Regions from separate parts of the Homo sapiens genome. Here regions 1, 3, 4 and 5 are each linked to region 2. A link is a loop called in an ENCODE intact Hi-C map of the cell type or tissue named here. Cell type or tissue: OCI-LY7. All regions are shown on one strand. Each heading gives the region's core, and the rest is flanking DNA. Links, peaks and the distances in the headings are about the cores only. Region 1 has its middle 100 kb from the start of TNFAIP8. Region 2 overlaps DMXL1-DT (DMXL1 divergent transcript). Region 3 has its middle 46 kb from the start of TNFAIP8. Region 4 has its middle 79 kb from the start of TNFAIP8. Region 5 has its middle 16 kb from the start of HSD17B4.

Region 1 (6,518 bases), core at 849-5,848, 230 kb after region 2:
GAATAGTTTATACCACATGTGAAAAAAAAATCCACACAAATTTACTCTCAAAACGTTTCTTTGAACATACAAAAACACGCTAGGCCAGGTGCAGTGGCCAGTTCCTGTAATCCCAGCACTGGAAGGCCCAGGCAAGAGGATTGCTTGAGCCTAAGAGTTCAAGACCAGCCTGGGCAACATAGGAAGACCCCCATCTCTACAAATAATTTAAAAATTAGCCGGGCATGGTAGCACATTCTTGTGGTCCCAGCTACTTGAGGCAGGAGGATTGTCTGAGCTGGGGAGGTTGAGGCTGCAGTGAGTAGTGATCATACCACTACTTCAGTCTGGGTCCAAAGTGAGACCATGTCTCAAAAAAAGCAGGGGAGGAGGGGTGGCTCATGTCTGTAATCCCAGCACTTTGAGAGGTCAAAGTGGGAGGATTGCTTGAGTCCAGGAGTTCAAGACCAGTCTGGGAAACATGGTGAAACCCCTTCTACAAAAGAAAAAAAAAATAGAAAAATTAGTCATGCATGGTGTCACGTTCCTGTAGTCCCAGCTACTCAGGAGGCTGAGATGAAAGGATTACCTGAGCCTGAGGAGACCAAGGCTGCAGTGAGCCATGATTGTGCCACTGCACTCCAGCCTGGGTGATAGAGTGAGACAGTCTCAAACATAAAAATATAAACCACCCTCAATAATTTCATGAAACAGAGGAAAGCAGTAATTCAAAATAGTCTAACTTACTAATTGATCGACAGGGTCTCACTCTTGCCCAGGCTGCATTTACAGGACCTGCATTTACTCAGGAATGAAAACAGCAAAATTATCTCATAAATCAAGGCTAAATTAGAGATGGCCCAAGGGAGAAGAGATATGACTGAAAGCACACATGTAACAGAGAGAATAGAAATTAAATGAGCCAAAAAATGAAGTAAAAAATTGTTGTAGAGAAAATAATAGATATAGAACACAGAAAAATATGCAATGTTTATGGGAAGGCAGAACTCTGGGTGCAGAGCCAGGAGTTGCAAGCCCAGAGAGCAGAGCTTTGAATCACAGGGTTATTCTCAGGCCTTGAAGCTGAATGGAATTTTCCCTGCTGTTCTTTGAAATTGCTTGGGACAATGTCAGCACCCCATCAAAAATTACCAGACAGGAACAGAAGCTGAAAAATGTGACTCATACGAGAGAAATATCAGTCAATAGAAACAGAAAACATGGGCCGGGTGCAGTGGCTCACGCCTGTAATCCCAGCACTTTGGGAGGCCAAGGCGGGTGGATCACAAGGTCAGGAGATCGAGACCATCCTGGCTAACACGGTGAAACCCCGTCTCTACTAAAAAATACAAAAAAATTAGCTGGGCACAGTGGCAGGCGCCTGTAGTCCCAGCTACTCGGGAGGCTGAGGCAGGAGAATGGCAGGAACCTGGGAGGCAGAGTTTGCAGTGAGCAGAGATCACGCCACTGCACTCCAGCCTGGGAGACAGAGCAAGACTCCGTCTCAAAAAAAAAAAAAAAAAAAAGCAGAAAACATGGCAGACTAGAAGTTCTGGCACTTGTCTCTCTCACAATGACAACCAAAACGATGAAAACTACAATTTAATCTGGGCATGGTGGCTCATGTCTGTAATCCCACTACTTTGGGAAGATGAAGTGAAAGGATCCCTTGAAGCCAGGAGTTTGAGACCAGCCTAGGCAACATAGCAAGACTCCATCTCTACAAAAAATTACTTAAAAATTAGCTGGATGTGGGTGGTGCATTCCTGTAGTCCTAGCTACTAGGGAGGCTGAGATAGGAGTATTGCCCAGGAGTTTGAGGTGTATCACAGTGAGCTATGATTGCACCACTGTACTCCAGCCTGGACAACAGTGAGATCCTGTCTCAAAAGAAAACACAACATTTTAAAAACAACAAACAAAAATAAAACGGAGAGTTCCAAAGTGTCTCAGAGGAGTAACATAAATCTGGATGGGAACAGAAACAGATGGCCACCTAGAAAACAGAAGAAAACATTGGGCCTCTACCACCCCATTCCCCAACTAGGATTAGCTGAAAACCAGGAGGAACTTCTCCTTTCAATAAGGAGGTAGGAATGAGGATGGTAGCAACTCCCATCAATACTTTGGACACCAAAAAACAAAACAAAACAAAACAAAAACGGATAGGAGGCAGGACTAAATCACAGCTCCCACTCATACAGAGCATTGGGTGGAGACACATTGTGAACTCTTGCTCCAAGAACTACTGCAGGAATATACCAGGAAAGATGAGCGAATCCACAGACCCTTTGAAGGAAGTGGATTGCTCCTGCAGGACCCAGGAGATAGCCCAAATACTGTGAGTGCCCAAACTGTGAAAGTGGGAAAGAGGGATCATCTGCCCCTGAACACATACCCTCACTGGGGAACCTGAAGGTTCAGGTCATAGGAGAAGGATTTGACTTACCAGGAGCTGAGACAATTTAGAAAGCCAAGCAAATTACATGGGTAGAGGAAGCAGTGGGAAAAGCCCTGTGGGCTCTCTGGGTCCCCACGAAAGCCATTTCTGACTTTTCTCTCAGGGATCCTTGGGGAGGTACGCCAGAGGAACAGGGAAAAGACCACAGGGAGAAAGAAACCTCCAGCTGAACTTTGTAACAATTCCAACTAAACACAAAGTCTCCTGGCCAGAACTCTGGGGATGGTGTGAATCCAGTGTGCAGACCGATAGGCGGGGAGGAGTGAAAGCCCTGCTTGCTTCCTCAGCCAGGAGGCTGGTAGCCTGGGGCAAGTTCTCAGCCCTGCTTGCCCACTGCCTGGAAACCAACTAGGTGCTGTTGGTTGGGGGGCATGGTGAGAGTGAGATCAGCCTTTTCAATTACATGGGAGCTGGGTGAGGCCTGTAACTGCCAGCTTTCCCACACTTCCCTGACAACCTGCATGACACAGCAGAGACAGCCATAATCCTCCTGGGAACATAACTCCATTGACCTGGGAGCCACACCCCCATCCCCAACAGCCACCACAGCAAGCCCCGCCCAAGGAGAGTCTGAACTCAGACACGCCTAACCCTGCCCTTACCTGATGGTCCTTCCCTACCCAACCTGGTAGCTAAAGACAAAGGTCATATTCTCTTGGGAGTTCCAGGGCCCTGCCCACTGGCTGATCCTCCTCCATACTACCACAGCTGATGCTCTTTTGATAGATAGCACCACCTCCTGGTAAGAGGTCAACCAGCAGAAAACTAGTGCATTAAACAACTACAACTAAAGACACTCAGAGTCCATTTCACTCATCTGCCACCTCTACAAAAGCAGGTACTGGTATCCATGGCTGACAGACCTGAAGATGATTCACATCACAGGACTCTGTGCAGACACCCCCCAGTAGCAGCCCAGAGCCTGGCAGCCCTGCTGAGTGGCTAGATCCAGAAGAGAAATAACAATTACTACAATTTGGCTCTCAGGAAGCCACATCCCTAGGAAAAGGGGGAGAGTACTACATCAAGGGAGCACCTCATGGGACAAAAGAACCTGAATGGCAGCCTTGAGCCCCAGATTTTCCCTCTGACATAGCCTACCCAAATGAGAAGGAAACAGAAAAACAATTGTAATGTGACAAATTAAGTTTCGTCAACACCCCCCAAAAATCACACTAGCTCACCAGCAATGGATCCAAACCAAGACGAAATCCCTGAATTGCCAGAAAAAGAATTCAGAAGGTCAATTATTAAGCTAATCAAGGAGTCACCAGAGAAATGTGAAGTCCAACTTAAGGAAATAAAAAAAATGACACAAGATATGAGGGGAAAAATCAGTATGTATAATTGTGTCAATTAAAAACAATAAAAGCATAAAAGAAAAAAGACTCAGAAATGACACATAATGGAATTAATAGAAAAGGGCTGTAAAACAGCTATTGTAAGTATGCACAAGATCTGAGGAAAAACATTAATGTAATGAAAGCAGATGGTAGAACTATGTTGAACTTTTAGAGATGAAAAATACAATATCTGAAGTAATTCACTGGATGGGCTTAATTCTAAAACACTTTTGAAGAGAAGATCAGAGAATTTAAAGACATGGCAAGTGAAGCTATTCAAGAGAAAGCAAACATAATAAAAAAAAATTAGAAAAAATACAAGAGAGCAAGGAACACTGATTAATTAATGATGCTATAATACCAAGTGGTATGATACATCTACTTAGAGTCCCAGGAGAATGAAAATAAGAGGAAGAAAAAATACTTTAAAAAATAGCTTTAAAATTTTCCAAACTTGATGAAAACTATAAACCTGAAGATACAGGAAACTCAAAAACCCATAGTTGAGACAAGGTCTGGCTCTATTGCCCAGGCTGGAGTGCAGTGGCATGATCTCAGCTCACTGCAGCCTCCATCTCCCAGGCTCAAGTGATCCTCCCACCTCAGCCTCCTGAGTAGCTGGCACTACAGGCACACACCACCACGCCTGGCTATTTTTTTTTTTTTTTTTGTATTTTTAGTAGAAATGGGTTCTCGCCAGTTGCCCAGGTTGATCTCGAACTCTTGAGCTCAAGCGATCTGCCCACCTCAGCCTCCCAAAGTGCTGAGATTACAGGTGTGAGCCACCGTGCCTGGCCTCCATAACTGGATTAACACACATACATACCGCCATGATACCTCATAATGGCATTGCTGAAAATCAGTGATAATGAGGAAATGATAAATGTAGCCAGAGAAAGCAATATATTAGGCAACGAAAAACAATATAAACCAGTCTTTTCTCAGAAATTATGCAAGTCAGAAGACAATGGAACAATACCTTTAAAGTGCTGAGGAAACAACAAAGACAAACAAAAAATCTATACCCAGCAAAAATATCCTTCAAACATGAGGGCAAAACAAAGCCCTTTTAGACAAAAGAAACTAGTGAATTTGTAATTTGTTGCCAATGCATCTGAACTACAAGAAATACAAAAGGATGTTTTTTAAAGATTCAATGCTATTCCTGTCAAACTACCAATGACATTCTTCACAAAACTAGAAAAAAACTATTTTAAAATTCATGTAGAACCAAAAAAGAGCCCAAATAGCCATGGAAATCCTAATCAAAAAGAAGAAAACTGGAGGCATCACATTACCTGACTTCAAACTATATCACAGGGCTACAGTAACCAGAACAGGGGAAAGGAAAGGACTTCCCATCAATAAATGGTGCTGGGATAACTGGCTAGCTATATGCAGAAGATTGAAGCTGGACCCCTTCCTTACACCATATACAAAAATTAACTCAAGATGGATTAAAGACTTACATGTAAAAATCAAAACTATAAAAACCCTGGAAGACAACCTAGGCAATACCATCCTGGATATAGGAATGGGCAAAGATTTTATGACAAAGACACCAAGAAGCAATTGCAACAAAAGCAAGTATTAACAACAGTGATCTAATTAAACTTAAGAGCTTCTGCACAGCAAAAGAAACTATCCACAGAGCAAACAGACAACCTATAGAATGGGAGAAAATATTTGCAAACTAGGCATCTGACAAAGGTCTAATATCCAGGATCTATAAGGAACTTCAACAGATTTACAAGAGAAAGACAAACAACCCCATTAAAAAGTGAGCAAAGGACATGAACAGACACTTTGCAAAAGAAGACATACATGAAGCCAACAAGCATATGAGAAAAGCTCAAAATCACTGATCATTTGAGAAATGCAAATCAAAACCACAATGGGATACTATTATCATTTTTTGACTTTTTAATAAAATCAAAAAACAACATGCTGGCAATGTTGCAGAGAAAAGGGAACACTCAGACACTGTTGGTGGAAGTGTAAATTAGTTCAACCATTGTGGAAAGCAGTGTGGCGATTCCTCAGTGAGCTAAAAATGAACTATCATTTGACCAGGCAGTCCTATTACTGGGTATATACCCAGAGAAATGTAAATCATTCTACCATAAAGACACATGCACATGTATTCACAGCATGTGAATTATTCACGCAGCAGCATTATTCACAATAGCAAAGACATGGAACCAACCTACATGCCCATCAATGACAGAATGGATAAAGAAAATGTGGTATACATACGCCATGGAATATCATGCAGTCATAAAAAAGAATGAGATTGTGTCTTTTGTGGGAACATGAATGGAGGAAAAGGCCATTATTCTTAGCAAACTAATGCAGGAACAGAAAACCAAATACTGCATGCTGTCACCTATCAGTGGGAGCTAAATGATGAGAACACGTGGACACGAACGAAGGGAACAACAGACACTGGGGCCTACTTGAGGGTGGAGGGTGGAAAAAAGGAGAGGAGCAGAAAAAATAACTATTGTACCTGAGTGATGAAATAATCTGTACAACAAACTCCTGTGACACAAGTCTGCCTATATAACAAACCTGCACAGGTACCCCTGAACCTAAAATGAAAGTTAAAAAGGAAATGTTAAAGTACAGTGGCACGATCTTGGCTCACTGCAACTCTGCCTCCTGTCTTCAAGCGATTCTTCTGCCTCAGCATCCTGAGTAGCGGGGACTACAGGCACGCGTCACCACGCCCGGCT
Region 2 (6,518 bases), core at 789-5,788:
GCACTTTGGGAAGCTGAGGTAGGTGGATCACCTGAGGTCTGGAGTTCAAGACAAGCCTGGCCAACATGGCGAAACTCCTTCTCTACTAAAAATACAAAAATTAGTCAGGTGTGCTGGCGCACACCTGTAATCCCAGCTACTCAGGAGGCTGAGGCAGGAGAATCACTTGAACCCGGGAGGCGGAGGTTGCAATGAACTGAGATTGTGCCACTGCACTCCAGCCTGGGCGACAGAGTGAGACTCCATCAAAAGAAAAAAAAAAGAATGCTTATAATTCCATTTCCCACTAATTTTACTATATTTTTCCAAGTTTCCAAAGAGATAATGGTTATATTATACAAGCAACATAAATGTTTTTAAAACCTTTTTGCAGGAGGAAGTTTAAAAATCACAAAATTGCTAAAGCAGATGTGGCAATTACCAAAAAAACAAAAAAAAAAAGAGGAAGTTTAAAGAAAAACTAAATATAGAAATAATGTTAGACTATTAGATGTTAGAATGCATGAGTGGAGTTATTGTGGCAGCCACATATGGGAAATCTTAGATTTTACATTTTGGGACATGTTCTGCACAATACCTCTATTCACTGAAAATGCCATTATATGAGCGTATGATGGATGATTGATTTTGTTTATTTTAGGAGAGATGTGAGTGTAGTTTAACAAAAGCCCAGAGAATAGTAAGTTGAAATGTTTCTCTTCTAGATATCATGTTTCTCTTCTAAAATACTCTTTTTTGTTAAAAAAATCATTTATTCTTATATTCATATAATAGCTTTTGAATACAAGCTCCAAAATTAAAATTAAATACGGTAACAAGTCAGCTGACCACAGTTAATTTTGCCCCAAGTCATATAATTACAGTCTCAATTGACTCGTTATTTACCCTTAGAAAGTCACTCCAAGCTGGCTGTGGTGATTCGTGACTGTAGTCCCAAGTACTTGGAAGTCTGAGGCAGAAGGATCATGTGAGTCCAGAAGTTGGAAGCTGCGGTGAGCTGTGATTGTGGCACTGTACGCCAGCATGCACGACAGAACAAGACTCTGTCTCTTAAAAAAAAAAAAAAGTTACTCCTATACTAAAAACACACACAGTGACCCACAACTATTACATAAAACAGACTAATAATTGAAGATTGAAAAGATTCATACTCCGCTATACATATATTCAGTTAAACCAGAATTATTCTAAAACAGTATAATCCATAATGTGGAAGATCAGTAGTGTATATAATCCAGAATAGTCCATAACCCCGAAAGAGAAATTAAGGACATGCATTTTGGTAAGATATGAATATTTGACATCCTGATAGTTCATACCTCCTTAAAAAGATGAAGGTATATTATGAATACTAAAGATCTGACTAGATAAGAGCTAAGTTTTACATTCTGGCTCCTAACTACAATGTTTATTTTCTTTCTTCTTTTTTTTTTTTTTTTGAAGGAGCCTTGCTCTGTCACCCAGGCTGGAGTACAGTGGTGTGATCGGCTCACTGCAACCTCCACCTCCCGGGTTCAAGTGCTTCTCCCGCCTCAGCCTCCTGAGTAGCTGGGATTACAGGCCCCACCACCATGCCCGGCTAATTTTTGTATTTTTAGTAGAGACAGGAATTTCATCATGTTGGCCAGGCTGGTATCAAACTCCTAACCTCAGATGAACCACCTGCCTGGGCCTCCCAAAGTGCTGCGATCACAGGCATGAGCCACCGTGCCAGCCATCCTAATTACAATATTTTCAAATAAAAAATTATGATAAATAATCTTAAATAGTCTGAAATCAGCTCTGCTATAGATAATTCATAAAGGCTGTCCAGCCCATTTCTGGCTCCTAGTCCAGTTTCCTGTCCCCATACTCCAAAGTCCTCTTCCCAAGACAGAAGTTCTTGATTCCCTGCCTGGCTTCAAGCTTTGGAAACAGTGCTGCCTTTCCTCAGGTAGGACAGCCAAAAAGTTATTTTTTTATTATGCTTTTTTGTATTTTCTAAATGTTCTATAATAAACTATTTTAAAACTCAGTTTTTAAGAAGCAATAAAAATATTGTAAGGGATTTACATTCAATTTGCAAGTGATTCAGTAATAAGTGATATGTGATCTTGCCATTTGTTGCATCCTTGTTCTGATTTCCCATAACAATTACCATATTCATAACCTAGGCCTTCCTGGTTGGAAATTGTCTTGTTCCCTCTGCCACCACAGAGGACTTAGAGCCCTTCACTGAGCCCTGCCTCCTGCCACTCTCATCTGTGGAACTGGGACCCTGTTAACTAACGGCTTACTTCTCCCATATTGCATGCCATAACAACACTCATGCTCAGGTTATCCTGTTACACCTGTGTGAACCTTCCTGCTAGGAACCGCTTTTCTGGCTCACCACTACTACCTGTTGCTGTTTTCCCTAGAGACCAAGTTCTGTAAGTCTTGAGGAGGTTGCAAACTGATGGTGCATAGGGCAAATTTAGCCCGCTAACATATTTGGTTTGGCACATTCAATGTTTGAAATGTTTACATTTGAATGTCCTTAGGCCAGACATATGTTCCCCAGTTTGCCATAGCCTCCAGTACTCCCTACTGTATATCTGCCCCTTTACTGGTTTACTTACTTGCTTGGAACATGAAGTCATTTGAGTTAGATCCTTAGGGAGAGAGTCCCTCCACTATCCCTACAGAACTTACCATCTCAGCTGGGCTCTGCTTATCTAGTAACTCAACAGAATGTCTAATTCTAAGTCTCAATTTTGCCTAGTCTTTCTGGCTCCGTTGATGTCAGCAAGTCCATTGTGTGAAATAACAATACTGCCTCAGTTGCAAGAAATTGAGCTAGGAAGATGATAAGATATTGGATGCTACTCTAGACTTACTGACTTGTTTACTACATCCCTCCAAATTATAGCTGTTCTCTGAAGAAATCTAAAAAAAAAGAAAGAAACTCACCAGAAGAGGGAAGCAAAGAACAGCCCAGATTTGCAGAAACATACAAATCTGATGGCTACTGAAGTAAGCATTACTGCACTTATTGATGACTTTAAGCAACTATCACAAGGATGGATGTTCATTGCCCAACCTTTCCATATGTAGTAGGTCCAGAAAATGCGCCCAGCCCCAGGCCCACATTCACTAAAGGATTGAATAAAGGATTCAATCCTTTATTCTCTACTGCATATTGAGAATTTGTTGAGTTTGAGAAAACATAGCATATCAGTTAGGGGAAAAGTTGGAGGAGGAAAGAGTCCAGATAGGGAGAACGTTGAAGGAGAAGTAAGAATAGAATAAGAAACAACCAAGCAAGCATGCGTGTAAGTAAAGAGGAAGGGAGGGGCCAGGCATGGTGGCTCACAACTATAATCCCAGCACTTTGGGAGGTCTAGTGGGAGGATTGCTTGGAGCCAGGAATTCGAGACCAGCCAGGGCAACAAAGCAAGACTGTAACTCTACAAAAAGAATTTTTTTAATTAGCCAGGCATGGTGGAGCACACGTGTGGTCCCATCTACTCAGGAGGCTGAGGAAGGATGATTCCTTGAGCTCCTGAGTTCCCAGGAGTTCAAGGTTACAGTGAGCTATGATCATACCACTGCACTCCAGGCTGGGTCACAAAGTAAGACCCCATCTCTGGGAAAAAAAAAAAAAAAAAAAGAGGAAGGGAGGAGGAAAGGCAGGGGAGCAGGAAAGCAAGTTAACAATTTATTGAGCATGTACACATGTGTACTTGATCCTTTTATAGATATCATTTCATTTAATGCTCACACCTTACTAAAGGTCACAGGGGCTCAAAGCAACAAAGTTGGAACGTATGTGAAGCCAAATATGTGACTCACAAGTCCATGCTCTTTTGATAACACCACAACTCTCTCAAAGGTGATTTATTTTAATCTGTGCAGCAAACTTTTACATAAGAGGTAACTCAACAGTACTTCACATGAGGAATAGATAAATTTAACTTTGAAAACAATCCTGTGAGGTACAGTTGGCCCTCCTTATCTATAAGTTTCACATCCACAGAGTCAACCAAACATAGATCAAAAATAGTTTTTAAAATGAAAAATAATACAAATGTTAAAATATATATATAGAACAACTATTTACATAGCATTTACATTGTATTATGGATTATAAGTAACCTAGAGATGATTTAAAGTATACAGGAAGATGTGCATAGGTTATATGCAAATACTATGCCATTTTATATGAGGGACTTAAGCATCAGTGGCTTTTGGCATCTAAAGGAGTCCTGGAACCAATCCTTCCCCTGATATGAGGGAAGACTGTATTGTGTTTTCCATTTTCACAGATGAGGAAACTAAAGGTCACAAAAGTAAAACATCATGCTGACAGCCAAGGGCTCTTGCAAACATCTGCAGTATCACTGGGTGTGTATGCCACAGGCAGAAGGGTTACCCCATTCTCTGGGCATCTTGCAAAGAGGTGAGCTAAGTAGGGCCAGGGTGCAGCTGGATGCATAACAGGGCTGTGCTTAAAGAGAGGAATCCACCCCTGTTCCTCTCCCCTTTATAGGGCAAGATGAAAGTGGAATTATGAACAAGGGACATAAAGTCTGGTCTGGGACACTAAATGGTCTGAATTTGGGTGCCAGTCATCTGGCAACACTGCTTATTAGTTCCTATGGAAAGTTGATTTTGGTCACAGCTCTGCCCACTGGGAGAAAAGGAGCAACAGTTACCAAGACAAGTTGTTTCAGACATAGCCACTTTCACTGGCAAAAGGAGAGGAGGCCCCAGCTTCAGCTAGTTCATCCAAACAACCTAGAGAGAACTTCTAGTGTCAAGAAGTCTTTAATCATTCATCAAAAATAGTGACAGAGCCAGGACTTGAATCCAGGTTTCGTTATCTCAGAATCCAGGTAGGAGCTATAAAGCTATTCCTTCATAAGTGAGGGACAACAGCCAAATCCAATAGCTATAGCAAATTTGAGGTTGTTTCACATGACTTTAGATTTCAGTTGTTCAAATGGCAGGTGAGTGTCAAACAAGGAAATGGTTCCAAGAGAATGATTCAATCATAACACCCCAGACACGGCTAGGGACATGAAAAGGAAGAACTGGGAGGAAAAGGGTACCTCAGAGATTAACAAAGGAATCACTCAATTGTCTTATTTATTTATTTGCTTACTTTATTTTTACTTTAAGTTCTGGGATACATGAGCTAAACGTGCAAGTTTGTTACATAGGTATACATGTGCCATGGTGGTTTGCGGCACCTATCAACCTGTCATCTAGGTTTTAAGCCCCCCATACATTAGGTATTTTTCCTAATGGTCTCCCTCCCCTTTCCCCTCACCCCCTGACAGGCCCCGGTGTGTGATATTCCCCTCCCTGTGTCCATGTGTTCTCATTGTTCAACTCCCACTTATGAGTGAGAACATGTGGTGTTTGGTTTTCTGTTCCTGTGTTAGTCTGCTGAGGATGATGGTTTCCAGCTTCATCCATGTCCCTGCAAAGGACATGAACTCATTCTTTTTTATGGCTGCATAGTATTCCATGGTGTATATGTGCCCCATTTTCTTTATCCAGTCTATCATTGATGGGCATTTGGGTTGGTTCTAAGTCTTTGCTATTGTGAACAGTGCTACAATAAACATATGTGTGCATGTGTCTTTATAGTAGAATGATTTATAATCCTTTGGGTATATACTCAGTAATGGTATTGCTGAGTCAAATGGTATTTCTGGTTCTAGATCTTTGAGGAATTGCCACACTGTCTTCCACAATGGTTGAACTAATTTACACTCCCACCAACAGTGTCTTCTTTTGAAAAGTGTCTGTTCATATCCTTTGCCCACTTTTTGATGGAATTGTTTGTTTTTTTCTTGTAAATTTGTTTAAGTTCCTTTTAGACTCTGGATATTAGATCTTTGTCTGATGGATAGATTGCAAAAATGCTCTCCCAATCTGTAGGTTGTCTGTTCACTGTGGTGATAGTTTATCTTGCTGAGAAGAAGCTCTTTAGTTTAATTACATACCAGTTGTCAATTTTGGCTTTTGTTGCAATTGCTTTTGGTGTTTTAGTCGTAAAGTCTTTGCCCATGCTGATGTCCTGAATGGTACTGCCTAGGTTTTCTTCTAGGGTTTTTATGGTTTTAGGTTTTAAGTCTTTAATCTATTTTAAGTTAATTTTTGTATAAGGTGTAAGGAAGGGGTCCAGTTTCTGTTTTCTGCATATGGCTAGCCAGTTTTCCCAATACCATTTATTACATAGGGAATCCTTTCCCTATTGCTTGTTTTTGTCAGGTTTGTCAAAGACCAGATGGTTGTAGGTGTGTGGTGTCACTTCTGAGGCCTCTGTTCTGTTCCATTGGTCTATATATCTGTTTTAGTACCAGTACCATACTGTTTTGGTTACTGTAGCCTTGTAGTATAGTTTGAAGTCAGGTAGTGTGATCCCTCCAGCTTTGTTCTTTTTGCTTAGGATTGTCTTGGCTATATGGCCTCTTTTTCAGTTCCATATGAAATTTAAAGTAGTTTTTTCTAGTTCTATGAAGAAAGTCAATGGTAGCTTGATGGGA
Region 3 (6,518 bases), core at 858-5,857, 290 kb after region 2:
TAATGAATAAAAAATTTTCCTAGGAGTGATTTTCCCAAAAGGGATACCCTGTCCCAGTGATTATCCAAGCCATTACCTTTTAGGAGCCTAGAATGGTTTATACTTGGTTGGTTGGTTGGTTTGTTTCAGAAGTAATATGTATTCAAGGAAACACCTCATACTTAAATAAAGGCTATAGGGTAAAGTAAAATAAAACAAATAAGACATCTTTCTCTTTTTCTACTTTACAGTTAAAAGTAGCTTCCCAGAAATTTCCTATGCATATTAAGGCATGCACGTTTCATACATATATGTACAAATAGGATCAAACTACTGTTTTTTGTGGACTCTTAAGATGCTATTGATTGGTACAGCCCAATTTCAAATATGTTAAAATATGAAATGATGTACATTTTATAGTTGATGACATACAGAAAATTACTCTTTGGGACTCGCCTTTTTTCCACATTAAATACTTTGAACATCAGTTCATATTAGGAAGGAGAGAAATCTACTTCATTCTTTTTCTTTCGTAGTATTCCATATTCTAAATCCATATTAAGATATGTATTCTGTATTCCAAGTCCACAAATATACTATGGTTTAAGAATTCGCTTATTGTTGAACATTCTTGTTCTTTACTGATTTTTATGTTATAAATAATGCTGCAATAAACAACCACGTTTATATGTCATTACATACAAGCAATTATATTTATAAGTTTCTGGAAGTGTAATTGCTGAGTCAGAAGGTGTACATACAGTACTTTTTTTGTACAACTTAAAAAAATCTTTTGCTAGCTTCTGTGTTTTTCAGTGTTAGAAAGAACCAAACACACAAATGAGCAGCTTCTGCCAAGGTTCCTTGTAGAGAAAAATTTCTGGAAAGATGGATAGATGCATATAGTTAAGCATCTCTATGTATCCATTCATACCATCGTGTTTCAATTCTAAGGTGCATATTTTTCATTTTTTAACAATTCTCAATTGGAGATATGTTGTATAATGCAGGTGCACAGATAATACTACAGTCTTTTCCCCAAAAAATTCTGCGTTAAATTGTGCATCTTACAACCAATGGTATTTTAGAATCATGGAAATGCAAGTGTATTTTAGTAAGACTGTGTGTATATATGTATATGTCCTTCAAGATTTATTTGGAAATTATTCTAATTTAATAGTGAGAATGTAGTTTTAATTGTTTTCCCATTGGAGCAATCTTGGAAACAAGCCAGAGTTTTGCAGACACCCCATGTTTATCAGTAGCTAGTACTGTCCTTTGGAGTCTGCACATGTGATTTAAAAGCCAGCCTTCATTTGCTAAAGAGCCTCATTGCAAGGAAAAATCAAATCACAAACAGCACCTTGAAAAATACTAATATCATGTTACTTAGAGAAGTTAGAAGTTTATTCTAACCCCTGTAATTTACAGATGAGCAAACTTCTTGTGGTGCAACATGTGGCATTTTGCACCTCTTGCCCAACTGATAATTGATATTAAAATAATATTATTAGATAAATATTACAGGAAGGCACACTAGTTGTGAACTGATAGCGTTCTTGCAAATGACAGCATTCCCTCTTTCCTGCAGGTTTTCCAGAAGTCTGCCGCCTGTGAACTCTCCTAGGGGAATCTGTATCATTTCCCAAGGGCTTGGTGTTGGCAAGTTTTGTCCCTCACATCTGTTTCTCTCTTTCTGTTTAATTAGCTTTGAAATCTATATTTTTCTCTCTTCTACGTTTCCCACCTTTTTTTTTTTTTTTTTTTGGTTTCCCAGCTGTGTGTGCAGTGCATCATGTAGGCTGTGCCTTCCTGCCTCTTGGCACTGAAAGGTTTCCATTGCATCAGGGTTGGCCTTGGGAGGAGGTCTTAAACAGTTGGCACTTAATAAATGGTCTTGACTGTATAAGCTTTTTTGGTCTTTCTTAAGACCATTCTAGGCTGGGCACAGTGGCTCATGCCTGTAATCCACCACTTTGGGAGGCCGAGGCGGGTAGATCACGAGGTCAGGAGTTGAAGACCAGCCTTTCAGGACGGTGAAACCCCATCTCTACTAAAACTACAAAAATTAGCCAGGTGCAGTGGCAGGTGCCTGTAATCCCAGCTACTCGGGAGGCTGAGGCAGGAGAATCTTTTGAACCCAGGTGGCAGAGTGAGCCAAGATTGTGCCACTGCACTCCAGCCTGGGTTGCAGAGTGAGACTCCATCTCAAAAAAAAAAAAAAAAAAAAGACCATTCTGATATTGCACTGGAAGAGCATCTGAGCCAGCGTGCTCCTTGTTGCTCCATTTGACTCATGCTCTCTCCAGTTATCTATCATAGCCTGGTAAAAAGGCAAAAGCAGTTGTGCATGTATGTGATAAAATTGCTAAACTGTTTCTTGTTAACTGTCAAGTGGCATTGAAGGAGACAGTTATTTACATTTTCAGTTGCTTTTTGTGAAATACAAAGATCAAAGACCTTTACTGCAGTTTCCTCCTCTACTCAAACCACAACTTCCTTCCTCTGTGTTAAAAGCCTCTGCAACATGCATTGGTATTCTACTTTCTCACCTTCAGTGACAAATAATAATTTTATTGTGCCAAGATGAAATGTGGTCACTTGAGGGCTTTTCTGTGGGTGCCTCTGCATCTCTGAATGGACACCTTTGGAAGACACTTACCATACTTTCAGCAGCATTTTTAGTTTTTATTTGTTAAAGGAAAAAAAGACTGTAGAAGTGTTCCTGACTAGATTTCAATCCTTTTTTGGTTTCTGGACCCTTTTGAGAATCTGATGAAAGCTTGAGGGTGGTGATGCTTGTCACAGGGGCAGCTGCCACAGGGGCAGCTGTGGCTCGCTCCAGCACATTCTCCAAAAGGGATTCCCTTTCAACAGTTGTTTAAATAAGATGGCAAGAAGATGGCTCTCAAGACTATAATGAAAAGATAACAATAGAGGAAATGGCAGAAGAGCAGGGTGGGTAGTTCTGCACGTGATCGAAGCATCGGTGTTCAGACTATGGGAGGAGCAGGGGAGGCAATGTGGGAGCATTCAGAGTGACTCCCCACTCACAAAAGACACATCACCCCAGTCTCAGGACATTCTGATAACCCCAAAGCCCATCTAGGGGCTGCTAGGGAGTCTGTGGGCCTCAGGTTGGAAAATTCTGCTCTTGTCTTATTGGCATTTAACATGCGGGCTCAAGAAGTCTGGGGCGGACCATTACCTGAATTTCAGCTCTAATGCTTCCCAAGCGTGAGGCTTTGGCTAGTCAAGTCATTTGCTTCTTTAAGCCACTGTTTTCCCACTGAAAATGGGAAGAAATAAAACCAGACACACAGGACTGTGGAGGGCCAACTGGGATGACCTGAATAAAACATCTGGCACATTGTCACTTAGTAGGATCTCAAAAAGTGGCTGTTCTTTTCCCTTCTTCTGTCCATCTTTGATTTCTTTTATGGGGAGAGGTTTTCTTCCCCAAGGAGATGGTTTTTAGAGCTGTGGAAATCAGCTACATTGAGGCTAATTGTATCTGTCAGAACTCAGATGCATTTGCTGATGTAGAGGTTAGGAAACAGATGTCACTCTTTCGCTCCCTGGACTCCCTCCACAAGATGAGGTACTACGGCTGGTAGACACTGGGCTGAGGCTAGAAACATGGTAAGGTCGTCCTGGGAGAGCCCTGAGTGGAGGGAATTCTGTGCTAATTCCCAGAAATTGAACTTCTCCTAGGACAGTTACCCCAGCAGGGATACTTCGCTGGAGAAGGCCAAAGGCTGTAGGCCAAGGCAGCGCCCACTGGAGGACTACAGGGCACCTCTCACGGTAGGGACAAGGAAGAAGATCTCAGAAAACTTTGAGAGGAGAGAGAGCGAAACCTGGTCTGGGCCAAAGCCTAGTCCTGAAGGCTTATTAAAATGCTTTGAGGCCAGGTGCGGTGGCTCACACCTGTAATCCCAGCACTTTGGGAGGCCGAGGCAGGTAGATCACTTGAGGTCAGGAGTTTGACACCATCCTGGCTAATATGGTAAAACCCTGTCTCTACTAAGAATTAGCTGGGTGTGGTGGCACGTGCCTGTAATCCCAGTTACTTGAGAGGCTGAGGCGGGAGAATTGCTTGAACTGGGGAGGCGGAGGTTACAGTGAGTGGAGATTGCGCCACTGCACTCCAGCTTGGGTGACAGATCGAGACTCCACCAATCAATCAATCAATCAATCAATCAATACATTTCTCTGAGAGCAGGGGTTGGCCCTTCTCTCCCCTGTCTGGTCCCCTTCTCCTTCCCCATACTCTTAAAACCTACTTAAGAGTTTTCAAACAAAAGCATTATACTCCAAAGCCTTAAATATTCCTAGCTTTGTTTTGGTGTTCATTTTATCTGTTTTTTGTTTGTTTTGTTTTGTTTTATTTTTTGAGACAAGGTCTTGCTCTGTTGCCTAGGCTGGAGTGCAATGGCATGATTATACCTCACTGCAGCCTCAACCTCCTGGCCTTGAGCGATCCTCCCACTTCAGCCCCCAGTGTAGTTGGGACTATAGGTACACATCACCACACCTGGCTAATTTTTAAAATTTTTCATAGACATGGGGTCTTGCTATGATGCCCAAGCTGGTCTTGAACCCTTGGGCTCAAGTGATCTTCCTGCCTTGGCCTCCCAAAGTGCTGAGATTACAGGCATGAGTTACTGTGCCCGGCCTTGGTGTTCATTTTAAAGGAAACAAAAGGTTGAAATGGCACTGTGAATTTTGAACAGTCAAATAAATATTAAAAACCCAATGAATGGGCTGGGCGTGGTGGCTCACACCTGTAATCTCAGCACTTTGGGAGGCCAAGGCAGGTGGATCACAAGGTCAGGAGATTGAGACCATCCTGGCTAACATGGTGAAACCCCGTCTCTACTAAAAATACAAAAAATTAACTGGGTGTGGTGGCGCACCTGTGGTCCCAGCTACTTGGGAGGCTGAGGCAGGAGAATCACTTGAACCCAGAAGGTGGAGGTTGCAGTGAGCCAAAATTGCGCCACTGCACTCCAGCCTGGGTGACAGAGTGAGACTCCGTCTCAAAAAAAAAAAAAAAAAAAAATCAGTGAATGAACTCATATCAATGGAACGGGCAAATAAGGTGATTAGCAAGAGCAGAGTAAAATTATTAGGAAGTGCTGATGAAGGGACATTGTGGGTGTTCACCCGTGAAGGAGGGACAAAGCTCTGGTTTATAGAGTTTGAGTGTTAAGCAGAGGAATGAAAGTATCCATAGACCTGTGGTGCTTAACAGCCTAAATGTTCATCAAATTTAACCAAACCTAGTTTAACTAAGGTTAACTTTGTTGCAGTACTACCACAGGATGGACTAGTGTGGAACCATGACAGAAAGAAAAAAGAGCTTTATATATTGACTATGAAAGATACACTATAGTATTAACTTTTAAACTAATGTATATAATATGGTCCTGTTTAAGTAAGAAAGAAGGTGGTAGGGCAAAGGATAGGCATGCTTATTTGGTATTTAAAACTTTGGGAAAAAAAATAACCAAATTATTATCTGGGATTCTAGCTGGGAATGGATTGGGGAGGAGTCTGGTTTGACACAGCAGTTTGAGCCAGAGTTTGGAAACAGAGCTGGATTCAAATTCTGACTCTGCTCTTTCTGCTATTGTAACTTGGCAATTTGCTTAACTACTTTCTTACGTAAAATGGAACTCATCAAAGCACTGACCTCATATCACGAGGATGAAAATAAGATTAAAAAATACTTAGTTCAATGCCTGGCTCATAGTAAGTGGTAAGTGCTCACCATATTTTAATTTTTACATAGAACATGTCTTACTTTTTCATTAGAAAAAAAGAAAATAGAGTTATTTCAGTGGGAAGTAGTGGTTGAGGTTAAGAGGCTTAATGACATACACCGGGACTCAAATGACACCGCCAGAGGGGGCACATTTGTTTAAAGGGAAGAGTGTGAACTTGTAAAGTTTAGGAAATAAGAATGTAGCTGGGCTCGGTGGCTCACGTGTGAAATCCCAGCACACTGGGAGGCCAAGGCAGGGTGGATCCCTTGAGCTCAGGAGTTCGAGACTACCCTGAGCAATATGGTGAAACCCTGTCCCTGCAAAAAATACAAAAAAAAAAAAAAAAAAAAAAGAATATGAAGATCTACATTCAGAAGGAAAATGTTGGGTAACTACAGTGAAAGAATACCAAAGGGCAGAGGTTAGCTCTCAGATCATGCAGAATAGGCAAATGTGGTAATTAAAAGTTCTGTAGATTCTGAATAGAATGTACATTTTTAAAAGGGAAAATGAAGTTCACTAGGATAATCTGTACTTGGGAAAATAGGCTATCTAATAAAAACCGGGACAAATACTTGTTTTGATTATTATTATAATCCTTACTTGGCTTAATATTAAGAAGGGTTAAATTATATTAAAAGAACCTCAATGAAGATGGGGAAGAATTACACTGAGAAGATATTATATGCAGTGAAAATGGTTGACAGTGCTTCAGAAATTTCCAGAACAATTGGGTAAGAGTGGTCAGCTTCGTATTTGTCATTTTTG
Region 4 (5,758 bases), core at 1-5,000, 250 kb after region 2:
CCTTTCACAACTCCCATGTTTAAAACAGGTAGTGAATGAAACCAGATTATTTAAGACAGACAGCTGCCCTTGGTGTTGCAAAGGGAATCGGGCTGGCATGTCTTCAGGGGAAGTTGCGTGAGGTCCGGGAGGCCCAGGGCAGGGACCGCATCTGCAGGATTAGGCACCGGGGCAAGGTCTTTTGGGAACACAGTACTCAGCAAGGCACACAGTAGACTCTTGGATATTTTAAAGGAGCCAAAAAGTAAGCAACAGCTCACTCTGTCAATACCCTCTCTAAGCCTGGCTCTTACTCCTTCAACCCAAATTCATTTAGCTCAAGCCTTCCTCATTCCTAACTCTTATTTATTACTCTTATTTATCATTTGTTTAACAAAATGAGGTTTTTTGTTTGTTTGTTTGTTTGGTTTTACAACATGGCTGTCAACAAAAATAGGGGAGACAGAGATTGTGGTGTGTGCTATGTAGACCTAACTACACTCGTCTTTCCTGTCCTGAGCTCTCTTCTGACTGTGTTCAGACCCTCACACACATGCAGACACGAAAAAAAATGCCAGTCTTCTGAGAAAAAAATGCATGGACAGTGTTGGCAACAGTGCAAGTTTCAGAACAAACTTTGGTCACGTAAATCTTTGGGAAGTAAGTCCAGTACCTCATTCCATCATTCTGTGGTCAGGAAACTACTCTTTTATTTTTCCTTCTTCACTCTTTAAAGGGTTGAGATTGTTTTCTGGAAAATGGCAGGTGTTTGGTTAAATACTGTTTTGCTACACTTGAAGGGCAGAGCAGTCCTCACTTAGTGATGGAATTCCTTTTGCCTTGAGGCAGAATTAGGCTGCTAGTGACTCATGAGGTATACCTGGAAGAGGTGAGTGAACTCAGGCCTTCCCAACATCCGGTGATGACCTCTGTTTGCACACACGTAGCCACTTTGCTCCTTTGCTTTTATGACCTGGAATGACTGATAGTGCCTGAAGGAACAGGCTGCTATTACTTTTCAAGGTAAGAGACCCTGTGTAAATAGGGAGCCTCCTGAGGAAGCAAGGATTCCCTGCCCTGTGTACCTGTGGTGCTTATCACCTCCCTGGCAGGGAAGCTCTGCCCAGGTAGGGTAGTTTGAGAACATCATTATCTGGGCAGCTACAAAAGTGATACACCAAATGAAACTTTGAACTTATCCAATGTGCTGTATTTTAGGGCTCATCTGGGACTATTCCTGTGAACCTGACTGTTAAGTCAGAATCACCAGTGAAGCTTGATGCAAATTGAGAACCCCTAGCCTGGGAGACTTATGTGACTCATTTTCCTGTCTTGTTCTAGAAAGAAGCTTATTCAGGCAGCAGCTAGCTGTAGGGATTTTTTTTTAATTTTTTTTTTTTTTTTGGCAGTGGAAAGAGCTCTTGAAAGTACAGAGTGGCTTTAAAGTTTAAAGAAGATTAAAATGAACACAACATATAAAATAAACACAACATATAAAATGAACACCTATGTACCCATCTTAAGAAATAACAAAGTTGTTTTTATAGGTCTTCACTGGGTGGAAAAATATTAACAAGCAACCAGGTCAAGAACAAAAAATAACAACCAAAACAATTAGTGGTGTCCCACAAATAGATCCAGAAATTGAAGGCCATGAAACAGAGACATTGGAGAGTCTGCCCAGTGTTCATTAGTTGAAAATCTAGACTTGAGTCACCAACAATGCTGACATCATAAATCCAGTATGCCAGCTGACTTAAGGATAACTCAGGTGGTTTGTAGATACTGAACTGGGATGGGCATCCTTATTTCAACAGCGGCGCATGTTTGGAAGAGCACGGGCCCAACTCAGGACTCGGAGTTGCCAAGCGGACCGTTTCCCCTAACCCAGGCCTGTTTCCTGTCCTGAGGTCCTGGTACCTCCAGGAATCTATTCTGTTCTCAGAGTGTCCCTCTCATTTTGTAATGGTAGAAAATGAGAAAATGAAAAACAGACCATTTTTTTCTTTGAAGCCATGTTCTGTAACTTCCTCCTGCTTCTTTTGCATTTTGGGTTTTGCCAGTACTTGAGACTTCCCTTTTTCTGAATTTTAGTCAGTTTTTAATTTATCATTCTAATAGGGGCCATGGAAATTAGAATAATAAAGGTTTGCTACTGATCATAACATAGTATTAATTTTAGTAGATTGACAGCTTTTTTTTTCCCCTCTAGATTTAAATATTTGAACAGAGAATAACAGGTTATGAAACTGACTAATTCAGGTCTGGCCTCTGCCTTCCTCTGTAGTCAGCCATCCCCCAGGTTTGCTGCCCTGGAGTTGAGCACACCAGGGCCTTTCAGCCTTACCATTAGGGAAATGAGGCAGATAGAGGAGGTTGGGCAGTGACTTGCGGAGACAGGTGGCAGGGGCAGAGGATTAACCACCCAAGCCCAACAAGCATATCCACACTGAATTTTACGCTTTAATCAGTCTTTCGTTAAGTTCTGTTTTTTTTTTTTTCTTTTTTTTGAGTTGGAGTCTTGCTCTGTCTCCCAGGCTGAAGTGCAGTGGTGCAAACTTGGCTCACTGCAACCTCTAACTCCCGGGTTCAAGCGAAGCTCCTACCTCAGCCTCCCGAGTAGCTGGGATTACAGGCAAACACCACCACATCTGGCTAATTTTTGTATTTTTAGTAGAGACAGGGTTTCACCATGTTGGCCAGGCTGGTCTCGAACTCCTGACCTCAAGTGATCCACCTGCCTTGGCCTCCCAAAGTGTTGGGATTACAGGCTTGAGCCACCGCACCTGGCCTGTAAGTTCTGTTTTTTTTATGGTTGCCTTTAGTGATGATAGTGTTCTATATAAGTGTATTAGTTTTTAAGGGCTGCCATAACAAAATACCACAGACTGGTGGCTTAAACAACAGAAATTTATATTCTCACAGTTCTGGAGACTGGAAGTTCAAGATCAAGACGTCAACAGGTTTGATTTCCCTGAGGCCTCCCTCCTTGCCTTTCAGATGGCCACATTTCTGCTGTATTCTCACAAGAACATTTCTCTGTGCACAACCCTGGTGTCTCTCCCTCTTCATAGAGTGCCAGTCATATTAGATTAGGGTCCCACCCTTATGATCTTATTTAACCTTAATTGTTTATTAAAGCCTGTCTCCAAACACAGCCATACTAGAGATCAGGGTTTCAGTATATGAATTTGGGTGGTACATTTCAGTCTATAACAATCGCCTTTATAAAGGATATTAGTTGTCCTCCTTTACACAGGGAGGATCTTTTCAGGACCTGCAGTCTATGCCTGAAACTGCACATAGTACTGAACCCTATATAAGCTATATTTTTTCCTATACATATGTACCTATGATAAAATTTAATTTATAATTTAAGCACAGTAAGAGATTAACCATAATACCGAATAATAAAATAGAACAATTATAACAATATATTGTAATAAGATTTATATAAAAATGATCTTTCTGTCTTCACTTTCTCTCAAAATATCTTGTATACTGCACTCACCTGTTTTCAGACTGCATGGTCTGTGGTCACACTGCAACTGTGGAAACCGAGACCATAGATACGGGGGACTACTGAGGAGACCACACCGTTTGTGTTGTGATTGTCATATGGTTTATTTCTGTATCTATGTATAATCCCTACAAATTATAGTTACTTTTTTCTTTAAACAATGATCTTTTGAAGAAATTAAAACAGGAGAAAAATACGCATTTACTGTGTGTGGGGCTTTTGATTTTTTAGTGTAGACACAAGTTTCCATCAGGGATTTTTTTTTTGTCCTTCAGCCTGAAGAATAAAAATTTTTAATATTATAGCTCACGTCTACTGGCCACAGATCCTCTCAGCTTGTTGTTTGTGCGCACACTTGGCGTCTGTGTGTCCAGCTCTCCTCTTATAAGGATACCAATCAAATTGGATTGGGGACCACCTTAAGACTAATTTTAACTGAGTCACCTCTTTAAACATTCTGTTTCCAAATGCAGTTGCTTTCTGAGATATTGGGAGTTAAGTCTTCAGCATATGAACTTTTTGGTGTTTCTTAGTCTGTTTGTACTGCTGTAACAAAATATCTGAGACTGGGTAATTTGTAAAGAACAGAAATTTATTTTCCACAGTTCTGGGGGCTGGGAATTCAAGATCAGGGCACCCACAGATTCAGTGTCTGGTGAGGGCAGCTCTGGGCTTCCAAGAGGGTGCTTTCTTGCTGTGTCCTCACATGGTAGATGAGATGGGAGGTGGAGGGGCAAAAGGCACTGGGGTACACCTTTCAACATCTTTTGTAAAAGCACTAATCCACTCATAAGGGTGGAGCCCTTATGACTTAATCACTTCTAACCACCTCTTAATACCACCACCTTGGGGTTTAGGTTTCAACATATGAATTTTGAGGGGAGATACACCTTCAGACCATAGCAGGAGGGACACAATTCAGATCATAACAATCGGGATGTTTTAGACTGCAATTAAGCAAATGCCAATGAACAGTGATTTGAATAGTAAAGACATTAAATTGTCTTATATGAAGGGCAGTCTGGGATTGGGTAGATTCAGGATTGGATCCTTGGCTAAACAGTGTCATCAGGGACCAGTTCTATCTATTCTCATCCTTAGCATGTTACATTTTTATCTGCAGACTTGCCTCTTTGTGGGCGGAAATAGCTTTCTCAGCAACAGGTATCACAGGTTCCTGCCAACCTCTTTTTAAGACAGGAAGGGGGAGAGAGAGAGAGAGAGAGAGAGAGTGTGTGTGTGTGTGTGTGTGTGTGTGTGTGTGTGTGTGTGTGTGAAGGGTGGACACAGAGGGCAGCAATAAATTGCTTCTCTAGTAGTGTCTATCCCTTTTCATCCGGGAGTAAAATCTTTCCTGGAGCCTCTTTAAGCCTCATTGGCCAGAACTGAGTCACAGCCTTAAGGGAAGCTGTGAAAGTGAGTATTGGGCATTGAGGGAGAACCTCTATTGTGGGAGGTTGGCTGTGCCCATAGGGGAAGGGGAGGGGCATGGTTACAGGGTGGACAAGAAGCATCTGTACTAACCCTGGGCTCCCATTCCCTAAAGGCCAGTTACAGCCATCAGTATTCCTGATACTAATAATCCCAGGTTTCATTGGAGTTAAAACTAACCACCCATGATGGTAGTTGGGAGGAGAAAACCAAATAATAATATGGAAGGTGTTGAAAATCACATATACATAATTACTACTAGCAGTGACTTTTTCTTATTCTTTTTCATTTTAAAACTGACTGGAAGTATCTTGAAGCAGTGATTTTTTGATGTTAAAGGTCATGGGTTTATAAAATAGCACTACTTACTTTGGGGAAAGCATCCTACATTCCAGCCAGAAAGGTATCCATCATATAGAGAATTCCTTAATTTTCCAGAAATGTTTACCATCCCAGTAATCATGGCAAACACTTGTTGAGTACGTAGGGTGGGCCAGCAGGCACTGTGCTGAGTGCTTTATACACATTATTTAATTTCATCTTCAGGAGGAATCTATGAGAAAGATACTATTGTTAAGCCTTGTTTGCAGATAAGGAATTGAGGCTTAAGGAGGTTAAGTAACATGCTGTGAATGCCTGGCCACGCTGGGATTTACACTCTGGTGGCTCAGCTGCCCTCCCATACTTGTGCTACAGGGTGTTACTCTTCAATAATACTGCCACAAACACCCTCTTTTTCTGTGAACTCTCAAAGGCTGTTGCCTCTCCAACCAGTCTGGTTCTGCTACAAAGCTTGTCTCCATGTTTCATTCTTCACATTTTGTTGTT
Region 5 (6,518 bases), core at 827-5,826, 410 kb after region 2:
GCTGCGCTTACAATCCTTTAGCTAGACCCAGAGCACTGACTGGTGCGTTTTTACAGAGTGCTGATTGGTGCATTTACAATCTTTTAGCTAGACACAGAGTGCTGATTGGTGCATTTTTACAGGGTGCTGATTGGTGCATTTACAATCCTTTAGCTAGACACAGAGTGCTGATTGGTGCGTTTTTACAGAGTGCTGATTGGTGCATTTAGAATCCTTTAGCTAGACACAGAGCGCTGATTGGTCCATTTTACAGAGTGCTGATTGGTGCATTTTTACAGAGTGCTGATTGATGCATTTACAATCCTTTAGCTAGACACAAAAGTTCTCCAAGTCCCCACCCAACCCAGAAGCCCAGCTGGCTTCACCTCTCAATCCCAGCACTTTGGGAGGCCGAGGTGGGTGGATTACAAGGTCAGGAGTTTGAGACCAGCCTGGCCAACATGGTGAAACCTGTCTCTACTAAAAAAATACAAAAATTAGCTGGGCATGGTGGCATGTGCCTGTAATCCCAGTTACTCAGGAGGCTGAGGCAGGAGAAATGCTTCAACCCGGGAGGTGGAAGTTGCAGTGAGCTGAGATTGCACCACTGCACTCCAGGCTGGGCAACAGGGTGAGACTCTGTCTCAAAAAAAACAAAACAAACAAACAAACAGACAAAAAATCACCTGCTCCAGTGACATTTAGACGAGAGAGAAGAAAGAAATACAGAAAGACAACATTTACTCTAAACAGAGTCACTTTTAACTGGCAACTTTAAGACTCTATTTCTGCCTCTGCTTCCACAAGAAAGAGGATTTGAGAGCAAGGTAAGACCATTAGAGAAAATAATCTACACTTCTATAGCAACATTCTTTTGTAGTGTGCTAAATTACATATGTCATTGTACTTTGATGACTGTAATTTCTAATCTGTATTGCCTCTCATTCACATTCGAGTCATTTATTTGGGTACTTACTGTAGTAGGCATTAGCATTTACCTATCCCCATTGACTCTGGTCTAGGACTAGCCAATATCCAGTTTTGAGTCTAGGGAGTGGACTATTGCCTTCCCAGCAATGGCTGAGAGAGGCTTAATTCTCTCTCATATTGTGGGCCTGTGGGTGAATGCACTTCCTTTTAGGTTATAAGTGAGTTAATTATTTTTCTTTTTTTTGAGATAGAGTCTCACTCTGTCACCCACGCTGGAGTGCAGTGGCATGATCTCAGCTCACTGCAACCTCCACCTCCCAGATTCAAGCAATTCTCCTGCCTCAGCCTCCTGAGTAGCCGGGATTACAGGCATATGCCACCAAGTCTGGCTAATTTTTTTGAATTTTTAGTAGAGACGGGGTTTCACCTTATTGGCCAGGCTGGTCTTGAGCTCCTGACCTTGTGATCCACCCACATCGACCTCCCAAAGTGCTGGGATTACAGGAATGAACCACTGCACCTGGCCAAGTGAGTTAATTATGCACTTACATTTCTGAAAGTAAGAGTGAGACAGGAGAATAGGGTCTGCAGGCAGGGAATTCATGCTGATTTCCTAGAACTAAATCAAATGGAAACACTTCAGCTATGACAGGAAAGATCCTCTCTGTTTACATAGGAAGCAAACCAAGTAAATGTTCTTGTAGCTTTACTTCATCTTCTTCATTTACATAGCACGTACACCAGGTAACCAATGGAAACCTCTAGAGGGTATTTGAACCCCAGACAATTCTGTAATGGAGCTCTTGAAGGCTCTATGCTCGGGTCTGCTCCCACCCTGTGAAGTATACTTTCATTTTCAGTAAATCTCTGCTTTTGTTGCTTCATTCTTTCCTTGCTTTGTGTGTTTTGTCCAATGCTTTGTTCAAGACACAAAGGACCTGGACACCTTTCACTAGAAACAAGAGTAATGTGCTCTGCCTCTTTATTTTTATTTTTTTAGGCTTAAAAAATTAAACAGAAGAGCAAGCTTATTGGGCTAAACAAGAGAGATTACAATGGAATATTGAAACAGATATCCAGCCATGGTGATCTGGGAACTTGCTCCAAGGTGGAGCTAGTGAAGGAGTGAATGCACAGCTCAATAGGCTTCCTCAGTGGATCTGTTTGAAGAAGTTTGGTTATTCTCTGTTTCTGTAGCTGCATCAGCTTCTCCTGCAGGGTACAGGAGTGTGAAGACCAAAGTTTAAGGAGTTGCAGTACAGGTTTACCCTTGAATTGTGGATTACCAAGTGGCCGTGCTGGAGGCTTACTTTTACACCTTGGTCTATGCTTGCATTCGAAATGTCCAGGGGCTTTCTTGTGACCCGAAAGCAAAGAAGCTTGTCCTTTGTTTAAACCAGGCACAGTAGCAGGAGTAGATGCGCCAAGGGCAGAGAGGTGTGTCAGGTGCTGGCAGGGTGGCTTGGGACCGAGAATTGGGCCTCACCTCTAGGCATTTCATCCCATAGTAGGAGGCTGCACTGAGTTGGTTGAGGTCCTGGCCCAAGGACGTGCCCTTGGTAGACTGCACCTCTTATCACAAGAGCTTTCTTATCTTTGGCTCCTGTGCTCTCAGAGCTTGTCTCTATGAGTTTTAGTGAGCATCAGAATTCAGCGGTCAAACCTAAGGTAGATGTGGACAAATGGCTAAGAGAGCAAGGTGCTAGTTTAGGGATGAGCTGTCAATGGAAGGATGTGCTTTTTGAAATTTTAGGCTTGTGTTACAGAGAGATTTTTCTTGCTACAGACACCTGAGTGGTCTCTGGTTTTCTCTTGTGAGGAGGCATGCCCCGCCCCCTTGTGGCGGCCTCAGGAGTGAGAAATCAGGAACTACCCAGTTGGAGAAGTAACCTGCACTCTCAGCAATGCGGAAAGAAACCAGCCGGCAACCTGGGGCAAAGGATCCTCACATACTGTGGTGACGGCTCTGTGCACAGACCAAGGAAGGAGAAGCCATGAGAGCCAGTAAAATACTTCCTTGGTGGTCAAATTCTGGAGGGCTGAATGTGTGTGTGCATGAATGAGCACAAACAACCCTGCTTGCAGTGTTGTTTGTGTGGATGGTGACAAGTCCTACTGCTGGAGTAAGGGGGTCCTCTCTGCGGTTCTGTGGCTACCTCATATGGCTTAGGGCAGATCATGCTGTGGGATTTATACTGGCATGCCAACTCTAAGAGGGGCCTAATTCTCCCTTGGGGGAGTGACCAGAGAGGACAACACGAGTGGGAAGTGTGCAAGGGACCTTCAGAGGGGGAAAGGGAGGACACAGGTCCACCTCCCAGGGCAGGCAAGGCAAGACACCCCCTGGTTTGAGGGGTAGAACCTTCTGGGACAGGCAAGGCAAGGCATCCCTGGTGTTGTGGGAAGTCAGGGACCCCAAACAGAGGGACTGGCTGAAGCCATGGCAGAAGAACATAAATTGTGAAGATTTCATGGACATTTATTAGTTCCCCAGATTAATACTTTTATAACTTCTTACGCCTGTCTTTACTGCAATCTCCAAACATAAACTGTGAAGATTTCATGGACACTTATCACTTCCCCAATCAATACCCTTGTGATTTCCTATGTCTGTCTTTACTTTAATCTCTTAATCCCATCATCTTTGTAAGCTGAGGAGGAGGTATGTTGCCTCAGGACCCTGTGATGATTGCATTAACTGCACAAATTGTTTGTAGAGCACATGTGTTTGAACAATATGAAATCTGGACACCTTGAAAAAAGAACAGGATAACAACAACATTCAGGGAACAAGAGAGATAACCTTAAACTCTGACTGCTGGTGAGCCAGGTGGAACAGAGCCATATTTCTCTTCTTTCAAAAGCAAATGGGAGAAATATTGCTGAATTCTTTTCCTCAGCAAAGAACATCCCTGAGAAAGAGAATGTGTCCCTGAGGGTAGGCATCTAAAATGGCCACTTCAGCCGTCTTTTATGGTCGAAGCGGTAGGGATGAAAAAAGCCCCAGTATCCCGTAGTGCTCCTAGGCTTATTAGGACTAGGAAATTCCCGCCTAATAAGTTTTGGTCAGACCAGTTTTCTGCTTTCAAACCCTGTCTCCTGATAAGATGTTATCAATGACAATGCGTACCCGAAACTTCATTAGCAATTTTAATTTTGTCCCGGTCCTGTGGTCCTGTGATCTCGCCCTGCCTCCATTTCCCTTGGGATATTCTATTACCTCATGAAGCACATGATCTCTGTGACCCACACCCTATTCGTACACTCCCTCCTCTTTTGAAAATCACTAATAAAAACTTGCTGGTTTTAAGGCTCAGGGGGCATCATGGAACCTGTTGACATGTGATGTCTCCCCTGGACACCCAGGTTTAAAATTTCTCTCTTTTGTACTCTGTCCCTTTATTTCTCAGACCGGCTGACACTTAGGGAAAATAGAAAAGAACTTACGTGAAATATCGGGGGTGAATTTTGCCCAATATCTGGCTGAATTTCTCCCAATATCACGAGTGGGAAGCGTGCAAGGGACCTTCAGAGGGGGAAAGGGAGGAAACAGGGCCACTTCCCAGGGCAGGCAAAGAAAGACACCCCCTGGTTTGAGGGGTTGAGCCTTCTGGGACAGGCAAGGCAAGACACTCCCTGGTTTGAGGGGTTGAGACTTCCGGGACAGGCAAGGCAAGACATCCCTGGTTTGAGGGGTTGAGACTTCTGGGGCAGGAAAGGCAAGACACCCCTTGGTTTGAGGGGTTGAGCATTCCATGACAGGCAAGGCAAGACATCCCTGGTTTGAGGGGTTGAGCTTTCCACATATTTCAGGGGGTTGAACCTCACACAAACCTCCAGTAGTAAGAAAAATATTCAGAACTCCCCTTTCCTTTCTTCTCAGGGGAAGAAAGAGTAGCTCCACTCCTGCCAGTCCCCCCCAGGGAAGGGGGAAGGACAGGGGAGAACAGCAGCATAAGCAGCTGGCAGAGGCAGGGAAAGACCAGCAGAGAGGAAAGAGAAATTGGGAGAGGAAGTCAGAGAGAAAGAGACAGAGAGTCAAAGAGAGAGAGAGAGAAAGATACAGAGGTCAAAGAGGGAGTCAGAGAGAGAGAGAAAGAGTGAAAGAGACAGAGAGTCAAAGAAGAGAGAGAAAGAGAGAGGCAGAGAGAGAGAAAGATACAGAGAGTCAAAGAGGGAGTCAGAGAGAGACAGAAAGAGATAAAAAGACAGAGAGTCAAAGAGAGAGAGAGAGAAAGAGAGAGGCAGAGAGAAAGAGACACAGAGACAAAGAGAGAGAAAGAGACAGAGAGTCAAAGAGAGAGAGAGAGAAAGAGAGAGGCAGAGAGAAAGAGACACAGAGACAAAGAGAGAGAAAGAGACAGAGAGTCAAAGAGAGAAAGAGAGAGATAGAAGTAGTAAAGAGAAAACAGTGTACCCTTGTCCTTTAAAAGCTAGGGTGAATTTAAGACCTATAATTGATAATTAAAGGTCCTCTCCATGACCCTATAACACTCCAATACCAGCTTGTTGTCAGCGTAAACAAGGGCATAGCCTGAAAGCACTGAGGCCACTAACAACCCATAGCCTTCCTATCAAAAACCCTTAACTCAGTAACCCGTGGATGGCCCAAATGCATTCACTCTGTAGCAGCAACTGCTTTGCTAAAGGAAGAAAGTAGAAAAATAACTTTTAGAGGAAACCTCAATGTGAGCACACCTCACCAGTTCAGAACTATCCTAAGTCAAAAAAGCGAAAAGGTGGCTTACTAACTCAAAAATCTTAAGGTATGGGGCTATTCTGTTAGAAAAAGATGATTTAACATTAACCACTGATAATTCCCTTAACCCAGCAGGTTTCCTAACAGGGGATCTAAATCATAATTAATTACCATACAAAGATCAGACCAGACATAGAAGGAACTCCCTTCAGGACAGGATGATAGATGGTTCCTCCCGGGTGACTGAGGGAAAAAACCACAGTGGGTATTCAGTAAGTGATAGGGAAACTTTTGTAGAAGAAGGGTTGGGAAAATTGCCTAATAGTTGGTAAGCTGTTTGCACTCAGATAAGCCTTAAAGTACTTACAGAATCAGGAAGGGGTCATCTATACCAATTCTAAGTTAATTTAAACTAAACAAAGTGTTATTAGTAGCAAAGGATAATTGAAGTCCCAAACTTACAAGGTTTTCAATAAAGGTAAAGTTTGCTAAAAGTTAGCAGTGTAACCTGTATTCTCCTAACTTTTAATCTTGTGGCCTTAGGCAGTCTAGTCCACAGACATGAAGGAAGTTTGCTTTGGAAAAGAATGGTTATCATCTTTGGGAAAAAAAAACGGGGGGGAGAATTTATGTAAAAAGAAAGTTACGTGGTAGAGAGATCTGTTCCAAGATGGCTGAATCGGAACAGCTTCGGTCTGCAGTGCCCAGCGTGACTGATGCAGAAGATGGGTGATTTCTGCATTTCCAATTGAGGTACCTGGTTAATCTCACTGGGACTGGCTGGACAGTTGGTGCAGCCCACAGAGGGCGAGCTGAAGCAGGGCAGGGCATTGCCTCACCCGGAAAGTGTGATGGGTAGGGGGATTTCCCTTTCTTAGCCAAGGGAAGCTGGGACAAACTGTACCTGGAA

The links. Hi-C counts contacts between places; a loop is a spot of excess contacts. Peaks named below come from ENCODE experiments on the same cell type or tissue, not always from the same donor. Only the 100,000 strongest peaks of a DNase experiment are listed, where the experiment ranks them.
Region 1: it touches region 2 in a loop (8-fold over the local background); 14 of 110 quality-filtered maps call a loop at or near these places.
Region 3: a loop joins it to region 2, with 2.5 times the contacts of the local background. A loop is called at or near these places in 6 of 110 quality-filtered maps.
Region 4: it touches region 2 in a loop (2.8-fold over the local background); 9 of 110 quality-filtered maps call a loop at or near these places.
Region 5: it touches region 2 in a loop (9-fold over the local background); 9 of 110 quality-filtered maps call a loop at or near these places.

The regions. Positions count from the first base shown.
Region 1 is chr5:119,253,052-119,259,569 of GRCh38, forward strand. No RefSeq gene overlaps it. Among named protein-coding and RNA genes, the nearest start is that of TNFAIP8, 100 kb to the right of the region's middle. RefSeq lists an enhancer at 2,701-3,257. In OCI-LY7, for the core only: CTCF peaks have their summits at 3,176 (motif pointing left) and 3,375; a DNase peak (open chromatin) is centred at 3,180.
Region 2 is chr5:119,019,192-119,025,709 of GRCh38, forward strand. DMXL1-DT (DMXL1 divergent transcript) reads right to left here. Exons shown (of 3, transcript NR_134250.1): 2 at 886-1,049. Among named protein-coding and RNA genes, the nearest start is that of DTWD2, 34 kb to the left of the region's middle. In OCI-LY7, for the core only: CTCF peaks have their summits at 2,923 (motif pointing right) and 3,147; DNase peaks (open chromatin) are centred at 2,350, 2,940 and 4,400; H3K4me3 peaks cover 778 bases; H3K27ac peaks cover 4,310 bases.
Region 3 is chr5:119,306,666-119,313,183 of GRCh38, forward strand. It overlaps a transcript of TNFAIP8 not described here. Among named protein-coding and RNA genes, the nearest start is that of TNFAIP8, 46 kb to the right of the region's middle. In OCI-LY7, for the core only: a CTCF peak has its summit at 3,791; DNase peaks (open chromatin) are centred at 1,886, 2,426 and 2,786; H3K4me3 peaks cover 2,882 bases; H3K27ac peaks cover 3,329 bases.
Region 4 is chr5:119,273,647-119,279,404 of GRCh38, forward strand. It overlaps a transcript of TNFAIP8 not described here. Among named protein-coding and RNA genes, the nearest start is that of TNFAIP8, 79 kb to the right of the region's middle. RefSeq lists enhancers at 90-139, 214-713, 1,136-1,185. In OCI-LY7, for the core only: no CTCF peak of the experiment used is centred there; DNase peaks (open chromatin) are centred at 1,255, 2,335, 3,535, 4,655 and 2 weaker places; H3K4me3 peaks cover 4,731 bases; H3K27ac peaks cover 4,671 bases.
Region 5 is chr5:119,432,907-119,439,424 of GRCh38, forward strand. No RefSeq gene overlaps it. Among named protein-coding and RNA genes, the nearest start is that of HSD17B4, 16 kb to the right of the region's middle. In OCI-LY7, for the core only: CTCF peaks have their summits at 2,741 (motif pointing left) and 2,941; a DNase peak (open chromatin) is centred at 2,735.